2 separate regions of the Homo sapiens genome follow, and region 1 is linked to region 2. Evidence: chromatin contacts called from ENCODE Hi-C or POLR2A ChIA-PET data. All regions are on one chromosome and are shown on one strand. The core of a region is the stretch at or near the end of the contact, and the rest is flanking DNA. Distances in the headings are between cores, read along the strand shown. Region 1 holds the start of DCAF7 (DDB1 and CUL4 associated factor 7). Region 2 overlaps METTL2A (methyltransferase 2A, tRNA N3-cytidine).

The links. A loop is a pair of places that touch in the nucleus more often than their neighbours do. ChIA-PET counts read pairs that join two places held with the same protein, here RNA polymerase II (POLR2A). Pooled maps may share reads with other maps.
Region 1: a loop to region 2 is called in a pooled map, with 3 times the contacts of the local background. The contact joins the promoter of DCAF7 here to the enhancer-like site in region 2. A Hi-C loop is called at or near these places in 3 of 50 pooled maps. POLR2A ChIA-PET finds 5 or more read pairs at or near these places in 2 of 52 experiments (BJ and activated naive CD4-positive, alpha-beta T cell).

Annotation. Positions count from the first base shown.
Region 1 is chr17:63,549,083-63,551,993 of GRCh38, reverse strand. It overlaps DCAF7 (DDB1 and CUL4 associated factor 7), which reads right to left and starts at 1,517. Exons shown (of 7, transcript NM_005828.5): 1 at 1,179-1,517. The coding sequence starts at 1,316. RefSeq lists silencers at 1,024-1,173, 1,194-1,243 and enhancers at 1,394-1,473, 1,914-2,303, 1,603-2,587.
Region 2 is chr17:62,452,473-62,455,405 of GRCh38, reverse strand. It overlaps METTL2A (methyltransferase 2A, tRNA N3-cytidine), which reads right to left. Exons shown (of 9, transcript NM_181725.4): 9 at 2,021-2,933. Among named protein-coding and RNA genes, the nearest start is that of TLK2, 25 kb to the left of the region's middle. Within about 2 kb of position 1,290, at least 3 of the 41 ENCODE cell types and tissues checked have a DNase peak (open chromatin) inside an H3K27ac peak, as active enhancers do.

The DNA.
Region 1 (2,911 bases), core at 268-2,767, 1.1 Mb before region 2:
CAATTCTCCAGCCTCAGACTTCCGAGTAGCTGGGACTACAGGCGCACTAAGCTACGCCCGGCTTTTTTTTTTTTTTTTTTTTTTTTTTTTTTTTTTTTTTTTGTATTTTAGTAGAGACGGGGTTTCACCGTGTTACCCAGGCTGGTCGCGAACTCCTGAGCTCAGGTAATCCGCCCGCCTCGGCCTCCCAAAGTCCTGGGATTACAGGCGTGAGCCACCGCGCCCGGCCAGTTTTACTCTTCTTAAATCTGATGTTCATGGCATAAAGCAGGAGTAGTGGCTTTAAATATCACTAGCCACAGCTTTCAGTTGCTCTGATCGCTATCATTCACAACTTTGAGTAAAAGGAAGAAAGAAAATTCTTCCAACTGACTTATTCAACTTTCAAAAATGAGTTTGTTGCAATGCCAGTTTAAAAGCTCCCCTACTACACCGTGCTTCTATAAAGGATTCTCAAATTGATGTATGTCCAGCAAGACTTACTACTAAAGGTCACACAACTGTACTAGCACGAAACAAGCCAAGAGATAAGGCCCTGTCATCCTTCTGTGTTCAGGAAACAACGGCGGGATCATGCCACAGGCCAAGATTTCCAAAGAGATTGCTTTAGAGAGAATGGATATCAGGAAGCAAGAGCAACAGTAATTCTGGCAGAAGGGCTAGGATCCATGAGTACCCGGGGGGGGTGGGAGTAGGGGGCGGGGAAGCTTGTACAATAGATCGTCTTAATAGAAATCTAGTGTGGCCAGGAGTGCACGACCACCAATAGAAGCGCCTGCATTTTCCTTCACAGCTATCACTCTCTCTTCCCTTCCCCGCCCACCAACGAAAGCAATGCGGCAGGAGTGGAGAGCACGGGATGAATAAATGGAGTATCTTTGGGGCGTAAACCCGGTTTTAAGACCTGTTTCCACCCCGAAATAGCTGCCTGACCCAGGCAAGTCACAAAACCGTGCCTCAGTTTCCCCACTACACTGCCGACTACACAAGAATGCTGCCTGGATTAAAGGAGACAGACAACGAGTACGAAACCTTCAGCACAGGGCCAGACAGAGGAACCGCTCCGTGGCCCTAGGGCGAGTCCGCAAGAGGGTTCTGAGGCCTGGGCTCCGGCCCGGAAAGGGCGCTCCCGGGGCCCGCTCCCCGCCAGCTGGGTTCCGAGCCCCTGCCCGGCCCACCTTGTTGTTGTACTCCTCCACGAAGCTGCCCAGCGCCAAGCGAAAGCGCTTATCGGGCCGCACACTCCAGTTCATCGCGTAGACTGTCCAGGGCGCTTCATACTTGTAGATCTCCTTCCGTTTGCCGTGCAGGGACATGGTGGCCACGGGGCCGCAGTACGGGCCGGGTCAACAGTGGGCTGCGGCGGGCGGGGAGCCGAGCCTGAGATCTATGGGTCCGAAGGGAGGAGAGGAGGGGGCGGGCAGGAACGGCCTAACCCGGAAGCGGGGATGCGGCGACAAACAACGACGACGGCCGAGCCCGACCCCTAGTTTCAAACCAGCTTGGGAACGGACGACAACCACCTTCCGTTTTGGGACGCCGCCCCGCCCTCTCGGAACGGAAGCCGCCGGACCCCCGCAGCGGCACCGGCCGTTGGTTGCCTGACACGTCCTTTCGAAAGGATTCTTTCTTGTCATTGGTTATTGCGGCCGTAGCGTCTGAAATCTCCTCGCTATTGGGTTAAATGTTTGTCATTGCAACTACTCGCCCCGCCCAACTCTCGGAGGCAGGCGCTTTGGCAGCCCCAAAGGTCATTGGTTGGCCAAGATGTCAGTCAGGCAGATAACGGCTCAGTGCGGGTGGTGGGGGCGTGGGTGGCCTGGAGGCGAGCGTGCTGTAGCAGCGGGCCTCCAAGTTCTAGGCCAAGTCTCTGAGAGTGAAACCGTCTGTGACCTGCGCTGACTTCCCCTCCGCTGCTGCTGTTCTGAGCGGCCTCTCCACGCTGTCGAGTAAAAGTACAATTCTGCCTTAGTGGAAGACCTACTGACTTTCGCGGGACAGAGCCCTGCGGCCTGGCAGCCTGGCCTGCGCCCAACGGGTACCACCTTCCCGCCCCATCTCTTCCCAGGGCCCTTTTAACCCGAAAGCTGCTCTCTCCGTGCCTCAGGGACAGGCTTCGGGCGCGCAGATGCGCTCAGGGCCAGGCCAGCTTGAGTCAGGCCCTCCCGCGCTTTCCTGCAGGATCTAGAAATGTCCCCGAATTCTGGGGTAGGCACCGACCCGACCAGCTTGGCTCTGTTTTTGTCAGTTCCCATCCTGTACCCTTCCCGCCGTGGATCCCAACGCAAATGCTAATCCAGCCCCAAAGGTATCTGTGCCTGTGAGTTGGAAAAGGGGAAGGGCCAGAGACCAAATGACACCTTTATATAAATTATTTCCAATTCTCAGCTTTCATCAAAATTGAAGGAGGTTTGTATTGAATTGTTGGATGATAACATTAAATACTTTTTTTTTTTTTTTTTAAAGACAGGGTCTTGCCCTGTCACCCAGGCTGGAGTGCACTGGTGTGATAAGGGCTCACTGTAGCCTGGACTGCCTAGGTTCAAACGATTCCCCCACTTTAGCCTCTGGAGTAGCTGGAACCACAGACATTTGCCACCACACCTAGCTATTTTTAAATTATTATTTGTAGAGATGAGATCTCTCCATGTTGCCCAGGCTGATCTCGAACTCCTGGGCTCAAGCGATCCTCCCACATCAGCATCCTAAAGTACTGGGATTACAGGCTTGAGCCACCATTCTGGGCACTAAATATAATTTTTAATGATAAATGATTTTTCCACCTCCCAGGTTCAAGTGATTCTCCTGCTTCAGCCTCCCGAGTAGCTGAGATTACAGGGGTGCACCACCACAGCCAGCTAATTTTTGTATTTTTAGTAGAGATGGGGTTTCACCATGTTGGCCATTCTGG
Region 2 (2,933 bases), core at 41-2,540:
CTTGTCAGTAGCAGGGCTCTTCAGGGCCCTCGCCATTCTGCTCACCCTTAGAGGGTTTCTCAAGCGTGCCACTGCTGATAAATGTTCCTCCCTCCCTCCCTTCTTTCCTTCTTCCCTTTCTCTCTCTCTTTTTTTTTTTTTTTTTTTTTTTGAAGGAGTCTCACTCTGTCACCCAGGCTGAAGTGCAGTGGCGTGATCTCGGCTCACTGAAACCTCAGCCTCCTGGGTTCAAGCTATTCTCCTGCCTCGGCTCCCCCGGTAGCTGGGATTACAGGCATGGGTCACCACACCCGGCTACTTTTCTTTTTCTTTCTTACCTTTCCTTCGTTCTCTCTCCCTCTCTCCTTCCTTCTTTCCTTTCTATCTCTCTCTCTTTTCTTTTCTTTTTTGAGACGGAGTCTTGCTGTGTCACCCAGCAGTGGTGTGATCACAGCTCACTGAAGCCTTGAACTTCTGGGCTCAAGCGATCCTCTCACCTCAGCCACCTGAGTAGCTAGGACTACACGCAGGCACCGCCACGCCTGGCTAATTTTTTATTTTTTTGTATGAACAGGATGCTGCTATGTTACCCAGGCTGGTCTTGAACTCCTGGACTCAAGCGATCCTCCCATCTTGGCCTCCCAAAGTGCTGGGATTACAGGTGTGAGCCACCACACCTGGCTATAACATTAAATTTTAATGGCAAAATCCAAATTCAGAGAATGGAAGTAGAGAATGAATGAATGAAGGCAGTGTGAGGCTCATCTGTGGGTAAAGATGCCAAGCTTGAGGCTGGAGTCAAGGCTACCATGTCTCAGGGTCCCCAGTGGGGTATTAAATCGGACTGTGGTGATTTGTCCTGAAACCTGGTCATGGAGTGTGTTTCACTGGCTACAGAGACAATGTCCAACCTTGAGCCAAGACACTTATTTAAATAAAATGAGGCAGTCATGATGCAATGTTTCAGTGTTTTCACCTGGGAAATTCACCATGAGCACTTCTTCTACCTCTTAACCAGGGTTCCCAAATCACAACCTGTAGACCAAAGTAGGAAGCACACACAAATCTGCAACGCATCAACGCAGCCAGGCTCTGAAAATAGCAGCTGCAGCCACAAACCAAAGAACAGGCCTTTGTGAACAGACTGAAAGAAACTGCTTGTCCTGAGCTCATCTTTTAAGCCACAGAGAGAACTCCTTACTCCTACTAAAGTATGTCTTTAAGCAAAGATAGGAATCAATTACATCCAAGTAGGATGTCTTAGCACGTTAGATTTTCCCTTTCTCACTAAGTTTCCAAGTCCTAATTTTCCTACCAGAGCCCAAGAGAATATGAACTTATATGAAAAGAGGTGGCTGACCCATTGTACATAGGTTTGATAGCATTAACAGAGGCCAGGCTCTGCATGAATCCTGCAAGACCAGGAGATGAATCCCTTTCACAGTGCAAAACCCACTTTCAGGGTGATCGCTGCCCTCAGGAACATGGTTTCACTCCAATAGCTCCAGTGCATCTGTCTCAAACTGTCTCTCATTTTTCAAACAACATTGAATTTATCTCTCACCCTAATTAACACGACTTAGAAAGGTAAATCAGTTTCAGAAACACTTCTGTTAGATTCACACTGAAACCACACAACTTCCTGAGCAGCTTCACACCTGGAGCCACCTTCCAGCCCCGCATAGCACCTTTCTTTTTTTTTTTTTTTTTGAGATGGAGTCTTGCTCTGTCACCCAGGCTGGTGTGCAATCTCTGCTCACTGCAATCTCCGCCTCCTGGGTTCAAGCAATTCTCCTGCCTCAGCCTCCCCAGTAGCTGGGATTACAGGCTCCCACCACCATGCCTGGCTAAATTTTTTTATTTTTTATTTTTAGTAGAGATGGGTTCTGCCATGTTGGCCAGGCTGGTCTCAAACTCCTGACCTCAGGTGATCCGCCAGCCACGGCCTCCCAAAGTGCTGGGATTACAAGCATGAGCCACCACGCCCGACCCACCATTCTTGCATTAAGCATATTAAGAGATACCATTCAGAGCCAGACTCATAGTTGAGACAGTATTTATTTTTTAAGTGGCACTGAGGTCATATACTTTAATCCCTCCCAACAAATGTAACAGTCCTCTGCCCATCATTAGCGATTCTGAGGATGAAACGTTATGCAAAGTCCCTTGCAGAGTCAAATTTGGCCTGAGAGATAAAAAGTCGAGCTTAGCAGATGGCAGAGAATAAAAGGGAGCAGGGGCAGGAGAAGGCTCGTCTTTTTAATCTAAGCCCAAAGCCCAAACCAGGTGCCAGAAAGATAAAATAAAAACTGTGCCTATAGTGTTGAAATGCTTTAGGGATGCTGAAGGACAGTCTTTAGAGAATCATTTAAATTAATGTATCTATTCTTCATTTCAAAAGATAAATGAAATACCATCCCAGTGATTCAGTTTTTTCCAGTTTTAAGTAAATACAGTAATGGAAAAGATGGGAGCTCTCTTCCTCCCTTCATTCTTTGCTCCCACCTCTGAAAACCCATTAAGTGGGGCCAGTCGCAGTGGCTCATCCCAGCACTTTGGGAGGCCGAGGTGGGAGGATTGCTTGAGCTCAGGAGTTCAAGACCAGCCTGGGACACATGATGAAACCCTGTCTCTACAAAAAATACAAAAATTAGGCTTGGTGGCACATGCCTGTAGTCCCATCTACTTGGGAGGCTGGGGTGGGAGAATCACCTGAGCCTGGGAGGTCGAGGCTGCAGTGAGCAGTGATCGTGCTGCTGCATTCCAGCCTGGGTGAGCCTGTCTCAAAAACAACAACAAATAACCCCACAAGAAACTCAAATACCCATGGGTCCATATTGAGACAAGTAAATCAGATATGAGAAAGCTTTTCTGTACAAAATACCAACCAATCAGTGTAGAAGGAATGGAAGCATCAGAAACCACTATTTGGCAACTATCATAGTTATTCAGCC